Linked DNA regions of Mus musculus: region 2 is linked to region 1. A link is a loop called in an ENCODE intact Hi-C map of the cell type or tissue named here. Cell type or tissue: left cerebral cortex. All regions are shown on one strand.

Region 1 (8,000 bases):
CTCCTGCCCTCCTCAGTGATGGGGGAGGACTCATGGATGCTCCTGCCCTCCTCAGGGACAGGGGAGGACTCATGGATGCTCCTGCCCTCCTCAGGGACGGGGGAGGACTGAGGCTTTGGCTGCTTGACTTAATGCAGGTCATGTCTGGCAACCACTGCTGCGGGCGGGTTCCTGAGTGCAGCCTCCCCGTCATGTCCAGAAGACAGTTTCTCCGCAGTCTCCAAACACCTGGCTCTTACAGTCTGTTCTTCTTTTCTTCTGGGATGTTACCTGAGCCCTGGGGAGGGTGTGTGACGGAGGCCACGGCTTTACAAAGCATATTGGGACTGAGGAGAAAGCTCCATTGGTCAAGTGGTTATTATTTCACCAACTGGTGAGAGCTGGACGTGGTTCTGTGAGCTTGTAATCCAGTGCTAGGGAGGCAGAGTTGTGGTATCCCTGAGGCTTACCCTTCCCTTTATGTTCTGCCTCTCCACAGGCATAAAAACAGTGGAGCCAATGAGAGACTTTCTGAAAAAGATGGACAGATCCTGAGAAATGACACCAAGGTTGTTTTCTGGCTGCCACCCTTTTGAACACACACATGCACAAATACACATATACATGTACACATAACACATACATACATACATACATACACACACATGTACATGCACACATTCATGCACATTCACTCACACACATGCACACATACACGCACATGTATATACCCATGAACACACACACACAAAAATATATACACACACACACTCACCCCCCATATACACACATGCACTCAAACATGTACACACACACATACACACATGTACCCACATAACCCACACATATGCACACATGCACTCACACACACGCACACACACACACGTACCCACATACTCTCACAGCTGCACCCACACACATCCACACCCACACATGCATTCATATACATGCACACATACACACACGAATACATACACACATGCACACATATATACATGCATGCAACTGCACATGCATATGCACACACATGCACATATATTCACGCTCATGTACTCACACGCACATGCACTCACACACGTGCATTCACACACTTGCACATACATGCACACACACACGTCTGTGGGTATTCCCGGATTTATTGTACCATGCTCAGAGTACCATTGTAGCATGGGCCACCTCCCCTTCTAAGAATCTGCTCAGATTTACTCAAGGTTCCGGTGATGCTCTTTTGTGTGTTTGTTTAGTCTTTGAAAGGGACGCTGCTTTCTTCAAGGCCTGCATATCTGTTAATTTATGTGGCTAATTGTTCTATTAATTCCCCTTTCCTTTACTCATGGTTTTGATCTGGCAATTACTGATGAGGTATGTTGAAGTCTCCCACTGTGACTGTGGTTTAGAGAATTTCTCCCCGTGTGTCTAGCAGCTTTTCTCCATATGCTCTGGAGCAAAAGGTTAATAACTGTGATGTGGTCTCAGTGGATGTGTCTGTCTCACCCTGTCGGGGGCTCGGCCGAGGTCTCTGCTAAGCCTTGCATCTAATTTCTGAATTCAATTTCCTCCAAGATTGTGTGGAGTTTTGCTCCTTAAGGATTTTGGACAGCAAAAGCAACTGCCTGGCTTCTTAAGCCAGTGAAACGAAATTTGAAAAACAGAAAGCAACAAGGCCAGCAACATCCACATGAGGTCACCCTGGGGCCCGCACCACTCTTCTGCTCCAAGGCCAGCTGTCCCCTGAACCCCCCAGAGGCTCAGGCCTCCTCAGTACTCATCAGAACTTCCTGGGCTCCACCCCCAATCCTAGGAGGCCTGAGGCTTTTGATGCGACTCCATAGTTGGCTGCTGCTCCCACGAGCCAATGCTGGGTGGTCATGGGCACCCTGGGAGTCGCCTGCTTTGGGCTGGCCTTGAGGCGTCCCACAGATCAGGTGCTACTTGCTATTTAAAGAGAGCAGAGCAAACCATGTTCCTCTCCACGGGGGCTGCACCGAGTCATCTGAAAGCCAGACTGAGCTACAAAGGCTCAGAGGAGGGACAGCCACCCACTTGCCTGTTGGAGCTGGGACTTTGTTCTCCCTGTCTTCAGCTTGGGCCAACAGTGTTGGCTCTCCCGGCTCAGACACTGTGGATCTGATTGTTTCTGTTTCCCCAGAGAACACGACTTGACCCCTGCTCTGACCCCGGCTGCTACATACTCTAGAGCAAAAGACTCCGGTTATTTTGTGCTCTGAGCTGCCTTCCTCTCAGCACACCCTCCTTCTCTAGGGGTGGGGGCAGGGCAGGTGGTTGTGTGCATCACAATGTCTGTGTCTGTGTCTGTGTGTCTGTCTGTGAGGCCTTATTGCTGAATGAGAAGGGCACAGGTATCTGAAGCCCACACAACAGGGCACTTCTAAAGGAATAGAAGATATTTTACGTTCCATCGCTACCTCCCTACCCCAACCAAAAATCTCACCTTGTTCGATATCCATATTAAGTAGACAGCAATATTCCTTCGCGTCTGGCAGAACACCTTGTCTGGGGCCCTGGCTGCACTGTCGGTCAATCTTCCCTACAGACATCAAGAGCCACTGGAGGGAAGGTGAAGGGGTCCCACACTGCACCCTTTCCACCCTATCTGTCATGGGGTGGGGACTGGAACCTTCCCAGGGGCTGGGAGCAGATAAATAAAGTGAGGGGCCTTCCCCTATGCACGAGCCTCCTGCACCCAGAACTGTTGTCGATTTCCCACAAAGGTGAGAGACTGTCTTCAGCTTAGTAAGTAACAAGACACCATTAAACAGGAAAACTAGCCACTGTCAGAAATCAGTACCGGAGCCTCCCTTCCTATGGGGATCAGGTCTCTTCCTTGCTCCACAGGCCTCTAGAACAAGGTCTTCCTGGTCTAGCCCAGAGCACAAGGCCATCCTAGTCTGGCCCTTTCCGGCCTCAGTTCGAAGTACTTATCCTTTGGTCTTTGCCTTTGACATTGGAATTCTGTATGGGTGACCTGCCACCAGGCCATCATCCAATTAGGATGTCGTTTTCTGGAATGTTCACCAAGCCCTACCCATTAGTGTTGCTTTCTGTCCCCTTGAGGACTGAAGTTCATGGCCCCACCCACCCATGGCCCCACCCACACCCATGACCCCACCTACTACATGGTCCCCCCACATAGTCCCACCCACATCCATGCCCCCACCCACCCCTTGGCCCCACCCACACGTAGCCCCATCCACACCCACGGAGGGATAGTTACGCCCAGCTCAGGGCTGACATTTTAAACGAATGAGTGCGCTGGATCTGATGTCTGGTTCACAAAGCCGTTCTCAGGACAGTTGAAGCCTAGGTCCCCTTCTTTCCCAGAAACTACTACCAGCTCTGTGGCTAGTCTCACTGCCGGCTCTATTACTTCTCCAGAAACTGCCTAGGCCAATGCAGGGCTCCACTGGGCTCCCTGGGGCTTGAACTGCCTGGAATTCCACTGGCGGGATTTTTGTGAAGAATGTCACTGGAAGCAGACAGGGGTAGGGTGAGGGGTCACGTTAGCTGGTGGTAGCTAGTTCAGTAGGAAGCTGATCTAGTCCTGACCCCTTTTGGAGACCAACAGGGACGCAGAAGAGCCTGTGAGGTGGGTTGCTTTACATGAGGTGAGGGACCCTGGGGCCCATGGAGACTAAGGCTGGAGGTGCCTGTCCCTATGGTCAACCTGAGTCCATTGAACCTGCTGCACCACCTGGCCTGGTGGACCACAGTCATCCGGAATGAGGAGGGCACCTCAGAAATGACACTACTGAAGGGTGGTTCAAAGGGTTTCATGGGAGATCAGATCTGGTTGGCTGAGGCCATCTTTGGTTCGCAAGGAACAGGAAAGACAAGGCCAACACATGTCATCTCATGAATGGAACAGCCCCACTGATGTGACAGCATCTAAACTGGCAGATATAACTGGAACTGCAGAGGGCAGAATGTTGGGCTCTGTTCCCAACTCAGCTGACCAATTCATGTAACCCAGACCAGGAGGGAAACCAGGCCAGGGTAGTGAATATTTGTGAACCTAATGCAGAGATTTGCAAACCCGGGCCTGGTCTCCTAACCGACATCTTTCTACCTGGGAGCACACTAGCCACAAGGGGGCGCTCGAGCTCCACCAGTGCTCATGGCTGGCTCGGCCCTTTCAGTGATTCAGGGATTCCGTTTCTGAAGCCAGGCTGTGGCTCCAGAAGGCCCAGCAGACCCGGGAAGTCTTCCTGGGACTGAGGGCGTGGAGAATGGGTGACTGAGACTGGCTGGACCCTGCGACACCTCCGGTCGTGGAAATGGCTGTGTTATGCTAGAATAAGGGCCAAAGGGCAAGGGTGAGCCGAATGGGGACAGGGCGACACGAAGACTTCCCCAGTCTGGTGACTTCTCTCCCCGAAGCCTGTAGGCCTCCCCTCAGGAGCCAGGGAGCAAGGAGTGGGACCCATCTCAGGGACGGCTGAATAATGCATGGTACACAAACCGAGGCATCAACACTAAGTGAGGGGGAAGGGAAGGGAAACCCAGTCTGTGTTAATATTTATTAAACCCACAGCCCGTCATTCAAGAGCCTCATAAATATTAATTCCTAGTTAAACATTTATATGAACGAGATTGCTTCTCCTCCCCCTCAAAGAACCTGTTTGAAGCTGGTGGTTATGGTGGCCTTGGGGGAAGAGGGGGTCTCCAGGGAACGCTTGGGCTAAAACAAGTCTGCTGGCCTTCTCACGACTTTGCAGCCTCTGGCCCCAACCAGCGCCTGCTTTAGTCAGAACCTGTCTGTTTTCCACACCCAAGTGCCCTAATGGCTCCAGCTGACCTTCAGGTACCTGCCAAGACCTCCTGGTGAAGGCCCTCGTCTCAGGCTACAAAACCAGTATTTCTAACAATTAGCTCCTGCTTCTGTCCATCATGTACATGTAGCAAGGTTTAGTTGGCAGGGGATGGTGGGAATCTGGGAGAAGGGATCAGACGTGGTGCCAATGCCTGGACTCCTGGCAGCTTGTTCTCCAGCAGGCTGGGTGCCGGTCTCTGGGGTCAGAGCATCTTCAGGCTGTATTCCTGGCTGTCCCAGTCCCAGGGCCAGCAGTGTCTTTGTTCTGCTCACTTTGACTATTGCTGTGGCGGAGTGGTGACTGGGGGTCGCTAGGCCCCGATCTCTGTCATCACATGAATAGAACATGTCTGCCCCACGTTCCCCACCCCAGCCCTCTCACATTTTGTTAAAGCTCACTCAGCTGTAATCCAGCCGTAGCCAACTTGTAACATGGTATAGCATGGGGATCCAACTTCATTTTGTTCCACATCACAAGCTGCTTACCCGGCGACTGTGTCCCCCCTGATGTGCAGGGTCCCCTCTGACCTACATGAGCTCTCATGTGCCTGTTCAGAGTCAGTGTGCTCCTTGGTGGCACCTTGCCTGCTTTCTGTCATTTTATTTTTAGTTGCCATGGCTATGCAGCCTGTCTCCATCCTGGCAGAGCGTGCCCTTCCCCTGCCTTCTTTCCAATCAGCTTCCCCATTCAAGGGCTTTTTATTCTTCCTTGCAGGCTGAGAATAGGGTTGTCGAGTTTCCGAAAAGAGCCTTCAGGAACTGTGATTTGAATGACATTAACAGAGAGACTAATTTGGGGACAATTGTTGGCGGTGCTATCCAGAGCCCCCCCCCACTCCCCCACCCCCATGTCTGACCACTGCACCTTCTCCTTTTAGTTGCTCAGCTGAGTCCTTTCACAGGGCCTAGCCATTCTCTGGTAGCTTAATTCTCAGCTACTTAATTGCTTCAGCTGTTGTCGTGAACAGGCCTTATTTGCTGGCTGGGTCCTGCGGTGTGCAGGAATATTATTGATCTTTGTGGCTTTATCTTGTAGCTGTAGCCCGTTCCAGCAGTCTGCTGATCCGGTTACATTTCCTACCCAGGTGCCTTGTTATCCACAAGTCCTGGCAGCTTTATCTCTTCCTTTCCTGATCTTAAACCTCTTGTTACTTTTCTGTGACTTGCAGTGTTGCTCGGGACTTTCGGGCAGTGAGGCGATAAGGGATGCCTTTGTGTGACTTCTGGTCATGCAGAGATTGGAGCTGGGAGGTCTCTCGTGTCTGACATTTCCGGAGGGTTTGGAAGATGGGTCCCACCAGGGGAAAGAGAAGCCTTTCATTGCAGCAGCCTTCCGGGAGTTTGAGAAGTTCTGAATAGGCATTGAGGTTTACAGATCCCTTCCTGTGTCCACTGTGTCCACTGTGTCCACTGAGATACTCTCTGTGGCCACTCCCCCCAGCTCTGGGCATCTCTCACTCCTCTCTGATGGGCCCATTGCTATTACTCTTTAGCCACTTTGTTCAATGCTGTTGATTGGAAGGTGGCCTGTTGTTTTATGCACCTCTAAGAAAGAAAAAACACCGCCTATAAAACCCTGACGTGACTCTTGATCATACAGAAGCCCCACTTTATATTCAGCAAAGAACTGCTTTGGACTTATTTAATCATAGGTTTTTATCATAGCTCACGCTACACATACATAAAGAGGAAAATAAAAACAGGTTAAAGTGGGGCAACGGTGTCTGAACATGCAGAACCGCGATCCTCGGAAGTGGGTTCCAACTGGTGCTCCCAGGGCCCTTGCTTTTTCAGTAGACTCAGACCTAGTGCCACAGGAGAACACGCAGATTGCAGCGTTCACAAATAGATGAATCCCGTCTCTCAGGCTCCGTGCAGAGCTGCTGGCATCAGTCTGAAGGCACTGAAATTTCCTGATCTGACTGGAATCTTCCAGAAGGCTTATAGACAACTCCGGCGAAACACTTTCTCCAAATGGCACTTGGTGCCATGTCAGTAGGCCCTGGCTGTTTAGGCCCCTGGAGGTGCTGGGTCTGCTCGCAGCACGATCACACAGGCTGCTGCCTGAACCCTCAGGCTGGGGGCCCATCTGTGCATGCAAGTTGTAGGGACATGATTGCTTCCAGACCTGATGTCACCATGCACTGCGATGGAGCACATGGCTGAGGTGACCTGGTCCCACAGTCATGGCAATGAAATGGGTAAACTGAGGCAGGGCTCATGAGATCAGTGGAATGGCAACGGAGATGTTAATACTCCATGGGCAGGAGGAGAGGGGAGAGTAGCCATTGGCTAGACCACTTCCTCCTCCTTCCTTCCAGGTTGTGTGTGTGTGTGTGTGTGTGTGTGTGTGTGTGTGTGTGTGTGTGTATGAAAGCTGGAAGGTTACCTGACGGTGGGAGGCTAGGGATGCAGGTTTCACGCGTTGTCACCCATGCTTCGGGGGTTTTCAGTGAAGCTGCTGCCCCTCCATGTTCATCCATGCTCCCATAAAGAATCCCTTACCCAGGTTCCTGTACATTAACACCAATAAACTTGTTGGTTCACCAAGATGAGCTTAGATGGATCTGCTCCTTTAAAAATTTTTAATTAAATGAACTAATTTGGATGGGTACATTTCTTTAGGCTCTTTGTGAGGTTAGACTTTTTTTTTTTTTTTTTTTTTTTTTTTTTGTCACCGGGAGCTGTAATGCAAGAAGTTGTCATTCTGATGGAGATCTGAAAGAACAAAAGTTGACTCTAGGAGGAGCCGGGCGTGTTCTTCTTTAAGCAATAGCTTGTGTAGCCGAGGATGTCTGAAGGGCTGCCTTTGGGGGCCAGGCTCAGCACCACCATCTTTCCCCATGTGTTATGGAATGGCAAGCCTTTTGGCTGTAGTAGAAGTTGTGTGCCCCGCTTCCGTGGGTGTGAAGACACGCAACTGAGGCTGCAGTGTGTGTCCAAAGGAGAAATTACAACAGGAGACAGGCATGTTGGTGTGATCTTCCACTTTACCTTCTGATTTGGCAGGGAAAGCCGGGGAGAAGAAGGATGAAGTAAGTGGAGGGGCTACCTTGACATTCCTCAAAGCTGGACACGTGCAAGGGAAAGAGAATATACATTTGACCTGTGCAGAAGAGCCCCTTCTGGGATTTGAACCTCAGAACTCATGGAGAGAATCAACAATGAGGAGGGAGAGGAAGGCAGTTTG
Region 2 (8,000 bases), 430 kb after region 1:
ACCACCCAGCATGGGCTAATAGCTAGACCACCATAAGTTACCATCTAATGCAGGCTCTTCCAAGAAGGACCCCAATAACAAGTGGACCTCTGCCACTCCAGAGACCCTGGTGTTCAGGCTTGAGGTTTTTCCCTGGCTAGAGGGTAGGGGGAAGGGAAGGTTTTGAGGAAGTAGCCCTGCCCTCTCTGGAGGTTCTCCTGAGCCTGGAACAGCTTCTGCTGCCTAGGAAGTATATCAAGAACCTGCAGGTCCCAGCAATGCCATGTCTCACCCACAGGACTTGCTGTGCCCAGGCAGACGCACAGTGTGGGTGAGGGCTGCCTCCACCCTCCCAGAGAGATGGGACGCTGCCAATCATCCCGCCAGACAAGAATTGCTGCTTTGGCTTAGGCTAGCAGCTTGACCTGAGCATGCACAATGAAGCCCAGTCCTACGAGGTGCAAGACCCCTAATGGAGTTCCAAAGACAACAGGTCAGAGACCAGAGCCTGGGCCTGCATCTCAGTTATAGGCAGGCCCCGGGGCTGTGTTCAAGAACCTGGGACCAGTGGGCAGGAGGGCCACTTGCCCTAGGATGAGATGCTGTTCGAGTCTCCTCTGTACCTGGTTAGGACAGGCCAGGGAAGGACCAGGAGACACTTGCTCTGAGTTGAGAGAGACAGAGGAGAATAGAGATCGAAGATGGGAAACTGGGGGCCATGGGAGTCAAGGTCTGGCCAGCATCAGAGGCCACTCTGCACTTAGGGTAAGGAGTGTCTAATCCCTTATGGAAGCTCCAGGACCAGGACCCTCTGGGATGCCTAAGAGCCATGTTACACTACAGAAGAACCAATGTATACAGCAGAGCCACAGGCTGTCACCGACAGGAACTTTTTAGCTGAGGGTCATGGGAGCCAGACTCCCAAGCTCTGAGCTTATGCTCAGCACACAAGTCTCCCACCTCCACACATCCCCAGGACCCCCTTTCCCCGCCCCCCACTGTGCTCTCAGATCCCCTTACTTGTGACATCCGCGCCCACAGTGGCTAGAGGGGGCAGGTTAGGGGAGCAGAAGGCGGCAAACCTCCGAGCGTCCACCTTGGTTGTCCGATTGCCCCGGAAGAGCTGATTCTGGAAGAACAGGCAGACCTGTGGAGGACAAGACAGCAAGCAGCTCAGAGCGAGCGCCCATGACATCCTCCATCACTCCCCAGCCCAGTAGCATCCACATACCAAACCTTGACAGTCACCTTCCCAGGTCACCTTCCTGCCAACACCACCAAGTGAAGACCCAAGTCCCCTGGGGCCCCGGGAGCCTGGCATTGAACACACAAATGACTGCAGGAGGCACAGGCTGGCTGCTCGGCCAGCACCTCTCCACTGGTGCGTGTACTACTGGTACAAGGAGCCAGGGGCTCCCGAGACTCTTCTAAAGTGAACGGGGTTGGGGGGATACCCTTGACCTGCCTGCTCCTCTTTCATAATTCCCAACCCTGACTCGCCAATCTCCAGGGAACAGCTAAAGACAAAGCGACTCCCAGCCTGGCCTGTGAGAGACAGGCCGGTGTCATCTTCCTGTTCTGCCAGGTGAGACAAGGAGCCCATGAAGAAGGACACAACGGACTCCAAGCCTAAGGTGGACACAGTCCATTTTCATGGACTATGCGTATGTACATAACACAGTGTAGAATATCTACAACGTAAAACCTGGCTGCTGGCAGGGGTGCCGGGGTGGAGGGGGCGGGGCTTTCCTTCCTCAGCTTTGTCACAGTTGTGATATTTGGGAGGATAGGGACAGATGCTCCAACCTCCTGTGGGTCCCATGTGTGCCATGACCACATCTCTGGCATTCACTCCTCCATCCTCCACCCAGGCCACACATGCAGCCAGGCCAGATACCTCAGGGATGACGTATTGGCCAGCCATGAGCAGAGCCCCCAGCAGGTTCTCACGGCCGTCACTCCACAGTGCGTGGATAGGTACCTGGAGAGAGGGCAGAGAGGTGGCTGAGGCCTGAGAGTCAGGACATACCCAGATCCCCATTCTAGGCAAACCTCTCAGATCCAGCAGGACGGCTTGGGCTGGGAAATAGGGTCTGGAGACACTTAGTCCACTCCCAAGGCTGCCAACCATTGACATTCTTTCTGACCAAGTCGCACTGGGCTCCTTAACCTGTCCATCTGGTTGCCACAGAAGTAACCAGTAGACACTCAGGTCCAGTTTTGGCCCCCAGCCCACAAAGCTGCCAAATCCCTCACTATACTCCAAGAGTTATGGGGCAGACAGGGGGGCCAGGGTGGGAAGTTCTTCCTGAGGCCTGCAGAGCAGGCTGGCTTGTCTCTCTACTGCCTAGGTATACCACAGACAGGGTCTGGAGTGGCTGAGCAGTGCCTGAGGACACAAGTGCTCGGGACTGCTGTGGGGTATGGAATGGAGAGGCCAAGGTCTGTAAGATCGTCCGGCTGGAGGATGCTCAGCTGGGAGCACACAGTGCAGCGTCCCCGAAGGGAGGCTCCTCCTAGGGTGCGTGAGCTTGGGAGGACTTATGGTTGGGGCGAAGGTGTCCTAGGTTAGGGCCAGGAGAGGGGATGTCATATGTAAGGGTTGCTAGGGATAGCACCAGAAAGAAGAGGAACAAGATAGGGTGTGGGGGAGTCTCCTGAGGAACTGCTCTACGTGCAGCCACCGTGATGAGTCTTGCGTGGTGGCACTGAGCAGCAGACATGAAGCCCAGTAGAAAGAAGAGGGATAAAAGCCCTGCATGGTAGAGCTGGAAGGGGCTAGGCTCTGAGTACTCTAGGGACCTTAATGGAAAAGACCTCCAGGAGTCTGTGAGTCCCTCGCTTCAGGAATTGGTAGCTCATCCAGGCAGTTTAGCAAGAGTGCAGTGGCCAGGCAGGGCCACCAGCTAACATGTCTACACACTCTAGCCAGCAGGATACAGCAGGGATGGTGCCAGGAAAAGCAGCTAAGCAGGAAGCCCAGGGTTGGCCACGGCCTGGCTCTGAGGCCCCTGGAGGTCTCTGACTCTGAGGACATGTTACCTGGGCACCCGTGAGGACGACTGGTTTCTGCAGATTTTCCAGCATGAAAGAGAGCACTGAGGCAGCAAAGGCCATGGTGTCTGTGCCATGGATGACAACAAAGCCCTGGTACTGTGCGTAGTGTCTCTGTTGGAAGGAATGAGCTCAGGACAGGACAGGTCTCTTCACCTCAGCCCTTTTCCCGGGAACATGGCGACAGGCAGGCGTCTCCTCACAGGCCATGAGAAAGAGGAAAAGCCTGGGATGCCGGTAGGGGGGCTGGTGTGGCAATCTTTTATCCCCCCAACCTCACAGGCCCTCTCTGGAGTCTCTGCCTGGAGTCCCACTCTGTAGCTTACTTCAAAGAAGGAGAGGGTGTGAGCCCCAAGGACTCTAGCTCCCCAGATTTTCAGCTGGCGCCTCCCAGGAGCAAACTGTCCATGGTGGACACTCTCTAACCATCACTTCCTGGTGGCATGCTGGCCAGAGGTGTGGCTGCCAAGACAATAGTTCTGAGGGCTAAGAGGCTCCATGCTCCGAAGGAACCTCTTGACCCATTGAAAGACCAGAGGAGCTAGGCAGTCCCATGGAGCAGTGTGCCCTCTGCTGGCCGTATGCGGTACAGCTGCTTCGCCTCCCACTATGAAGAGCACCAGGCAGTTGGTTGGGTCAGTGCCCAGTAAACCTTCGTGAGACTGAGGTGTAGTTCTGCTTCATGACAGGGTAGTACCAACTGGACCTAGCCTGGAGACTCTATCAGTCACAAGTGAAGAAGACTGCCCTGGGAAACGTGGAGCCCATTTTACCCTACTCAGGACAGCTGGGGCTTCTTAAGGGAGACAAGCAAGCATAGTTACGACTGCACCTGAGAGTTAGGTCTAGGATCATGGAGAAGAGAAAAGCTGAAGGGAGGGTTAGATCCAGGGTAAAGCAGCTGCCCTCGATGCTACAACTACCAGTGGGTTTGGTGCTAAATCCAGAGAGGCAACTCTAAGGTTGAGATTGGGGGACACGGGGGTCAGGTCCACAAAGCTACTCAGCCTCCACATATCCCACCACAGCACTAACTGGAACAAGTGAACTGTATGAGCAACCAGCCTCTGCTCTATGACAGAAAGGGGATCAGACTGTGCAGTGCGTGGCCCAGGACCCAGCCCTTTCCCGCTGCTTGTTAACAGCCACGCAGGTTACTGCCACGTCTCAGGCAGACACAAACTCTATCAGGAGCCCATAGTTACTCACTTGCCCAGTGTTCTGCAGGAGGCCTGCCATGCCCTCCAGTCCCGCCCACATTTAACCCCTCCCACACCATAACCTCCCCCAGCATACCCACTTCCAGCCCAACCCTGCTTTCTGGCCCCACCCACATCCCATAGCCCCGCCCATGTCCCTTCCAATTCCACACTCTGCCCTGCCCACACTCCCACCCTCTACCTCTATGGTTTGGGCAATCTGAACCCACTCAGTGATGGTCATGTCACTGGAGTCGAAGAGTGGCTGGCACTCCAGCACCGTGTAGATGATCCTCTGGTCAGGGCTGGCCGGGCTGCAGGAGGCAGAACCTGTCTCCCATTCTGCCTTTCTCCTGATCCAAAGCCCCACCTCCACGGCGATCTCCAACTAGGATGTGGGGCGGGGCTGTGGCATCCTGGGAGGGGCTGGGGTGTGGGCAGGGCTGCTGCATCCTGGGCAGGGGTGTGGTGTAGGCGGGACTGTGGCACCCTGGGATGTGGGGTGTGGAAGGGGCTGGTGCCTGGCAGGGGCTCAGTGTGGAAGGGGGCTGTGTGATTACTGTAAATAGATTCCCCCTCACTGGCCTCACATCATGAGTACAAGCCCAGCCTACCTTCCACCTTAAGTTCCAGGGACAGACTGCATCTCCAAGAGGTAGACAGGCTAACCTTAAGCAGTGTCCCTACCCTAGCTCAGAGAGAGGTCAAGCCCAGCTCATGTGGAGCAGAAATCCACCTCACTTGGCTATGAAGGGTATAAGGTAGCTAGGGCAGTAAGCTGAGTCCCAGGCTCACCAGAGGGCACAGGTCCACCTCTGGTAGAAGGCCAAGGCCAAAGCCCATGAACTCAAGGTTTCAGATGTGCCTCATGCAAATGGCTCACATGGAGGGTCCAGGACACCAGAGGCTATGTCCTCAGGACCTGCCCATGCTATCAACCCTAGGCCAGCCGCACATCATCCCTGCCACGGAGCCTGGAAGAAGGTTCACTCACGGCAGCACCAGCGTATCCTCGGGCAGGCTGTGGGCCTGTGCATACTCTTCATCGTGGAACATGTGAAGTGTCTTCAGGACGGCAGCCAGGCCTCTGCCAGGTACCAACACTGCAGGCAGAGTCCAAGTGGGGCATGGGCGTCAGATCAGGGCCATGGCAAACGCTTGCAGTCAAACACCCATCCCTCCTCCTAGGTGTCAGGCTCTGGACTAGGGCAGGGGCCAGGCTTCGCTGGACCAGACAAGACTCTCACAGGCTGGAAGGGCTGGGCCACAGCGGCCCCTGAGACCCCAGGTAGCTTAGGTAAGAGTTTCATCTGGAAGCTTTGGCATTCTTCTCTAGAGCTGACTCCTCAGAGAGTCCTAATCTTAAACCCAGATGATCCCAGAAGCTCCAGCACCAGTGTCCGCCCTGTCCTGCCTCTGCTTGTATCAAATATGTCTGTACACCCTGCCAAGAGGGGCAGTGGGGCCGGGTCCTCTCTGGGCTTTGACCCAATGGCTGTTATGTGCACTCACAGTCCTACCTCAACCCGTGCATGTGTCCCGTCCACCCCACCCCACCCCACAGAGTATGGACTGTCCCCAAACAAAGGCCAAACACACAAGTGCCCCAACCCACCCTGCAGCATTAGTATCTGAGGCACCTGGATATCAGGGAACACTGTGAGCCCTGCTCCCAAGACACCCCAATGGGTCCTACTGTCTGGCAGAGGCTCGCAGAAAACAAGGCTGAAGTCCCAGCCGTTGCTCTATGCTAGCCCTGTGACCTTGGGCAGATTGGGTAACCTCCTCAGACACAGTCACTGTACCAATCCCTGTGTGAGGGCCTCCCCACATGCCTGGGCCCTGAGCACAGCAGTAAAAGCACATGAGACCCCAGGAGGAGGCGGTGGTGCGTGCCAGCCGTGGGTGTCACCTGTCACAGCACAACCTCTGCTGGCTGGACCCTTTTCTGTTGCTGCATGATCATCACCAAGACACTAGTCCTTCAACAGCCTGGTCATTTCTCAGCACTGGACGGGCACGCTGTGCCTGCTACCGGGGGATCTGCAGCCAAGCCCTGACTATGGGAATCACTCTCACCTGCTGCAGGCCGAGGGACTTTTATCCACTGAACTCATTCCCAACTATCATCCCGTGCCCCCTCTTCAATACCAAGCCCCCTCTGCCCCTCCTCTGGTCATAGCTGCAGAATCCCTTTGCCCGGAGGCCCTGTACTTACTGTGAGGATACGAACAATTCTGGGGACCATTGAGGAGCCCACCTCTGGCCTAGCAGGCTTTCCCTCCCACTCCACACCACACCTAAACCAAGCTGCCAGTAAATCACCCCAGAAGGTACAGCTGGTGCTGAGGGGCACCAAGGTGAGGGAGGGGAGGGCCCAGCCCTCAGCATCCCCTTAAGCAGCCTGCAGACCTGTGGGCCCCAGAGGAGTACCAGCCTCAACCTAGTCTGATGCCTGCCTCAGCCTGACACCAGTAGCCATGGAAGCATCCAGCCTACCTCCTTCCCAAGGGTGCTCTTGGCGACATCCTATTTCTGGGGCTGACTAGAAGGACACTTGAGCACTCCAGCCAGCCCCAGGTACCCTGCCGGCCCCTCCTCTTGTAGTAACATCTCTCCCATCTTCCCTCCTCAGCTGCTACTCCGCGGCTGCTTGCCAGCCTCTCACTGTTGCAGACTAGCTCTCATTCCTGAGAACACTGTCATAAGTAAAACACAGATCAGATGTGCTCTATGCCCCGCCCCCCAGGTGCAGGTCAGGAGCCTGCAGAATCTGGAGCTGACAAAGCTGTTCCCCACCACACCACTGCCATGCCCCCAGCTTCACTAGGTACCCCCTAATCTCCAACACACCTCCAGCCTGGCATGGTGTCCCTAAAACTTCTCAGGGTGCAATCTGTGGTCCCTGTCACTTATGGAAATGTTTTGAGGACTGGGCTCAGAAAACAGATGAACCCTGTATGTTTAGTCAGCTCCATGGGCCTCCAGAGACACCCTAGGTGTGACCAGGACATCAGCCTGCTTGCCTCCACGTGCAGTAGCTACCCAAGGTACCCAACATCCTTGTCTAAGAACCTGCGGCATTTGCCTTTTGTGACAAAGTTTTTGCAGGTGTGATTGTGTAAAGTACACCGGGGAGGAAGAGAAGATGCTGGGTTTTCACCTGTGTGCCCTTGTAAGAAAAGGCAGGCAGGGGAGCGACACATCGGAGACCATTTGGCAAAGCAGCACACAGAACAGAGGTGTGCTGTCTCCTCGTAGACAGGAGGAATGTGGCCTCAAACCAGGACCCTGGCAGTCACCAGGAAGACCGCTCAGCTGTTAAGGCCTTGAGACTTTAAACTTTGCCTCCAGAAAGTGGGGCGGGCCCTGAGGCTTTCAATGCTGAGTGGCTGCCAACCCCAGGACACTGAGACCTCCACTCTCCTGTGAGTTCCCTTGACAGAAGATGGCACTAGATACTCCAGGGGCGGCAGGGAAGGGGAAGCGGAGGTGAGAGACCTGTGGATGTGTTTGCCTGAGGCAAAGGTCTTCTGTCTACAGCTGGATTATTAACTCTGACCGTGGGCAGTGGCGCCTGAGGGTATCATCAGCTGGACTGAGGGGGTACAGACATTGGGAGCCCCATCTTGAAGGGGGGCACCTGACAAGTATTAAAACTAGCCAGGAGAAATCTAAACTCTCCTATGCTTTCTTTCTGGAAAGAAACTACAAACTTGTTACCATATGACAAGATCCGAGAAAAGAAAAAATGTCACAGAAACAGCG

What was found. Hi-C counts contacts between places; a loop is a spot of excess contacts. Peaks named below come from ENCODE experiments on the same cell type or tissue, not always from the same donor. Only the 100,000 strongest peaks of a DNase experiment are listed, where the experiment ranks them.
Region 2: it touches region 1 in a loop (6-fold over the local background); 16 of 42 quality-filtered maps call a loop at or near these places.

What each region holds. Positions count from the first base shown.
Region 1 is chr12:112,539,233-112,547,232 of GRCm38, reverse strand. No RefSeq gene overlaps it. Among named protein-coding and RNA genes, the nearest start is that of Gm40584, 7.6 kb to the right of the region's middle. In left cerebral cortex, CTCF peaks have their summits at 3,883 (motif pointing right) and 4,084 (motif pointing right); DNase peaks (open chromatin) are centred at 3,653, 4,098, 5,426, 6,072 and 1 more place; H3K27ac peaks cover 432 bases.
Region 2 is chr12:112,109,527-112,117,526 of GRCm38, reverse strand. It overlaps Aspg (asparaginase), which reads right to left. Exons shown (of 15, transcript NM_001081169.1): 2 at 5,227-5,335; 3 at 4,435-4,546; 4 at 3,022-3,147; 5 at 1,877-1,960; 6 at 1,000-1,126. Among named protein-coding and RNA genes, the nearest start is that of Mir3073b, 4.2 kb to the right of the region's middle. In left cerebral cortex, a CTCF peak has its summit at 3,620 (motif pointing left); DNase peaks (open chromatin) are centred at 316, 1,710 and 3,615; H3K27ac peaks cover 291 bases.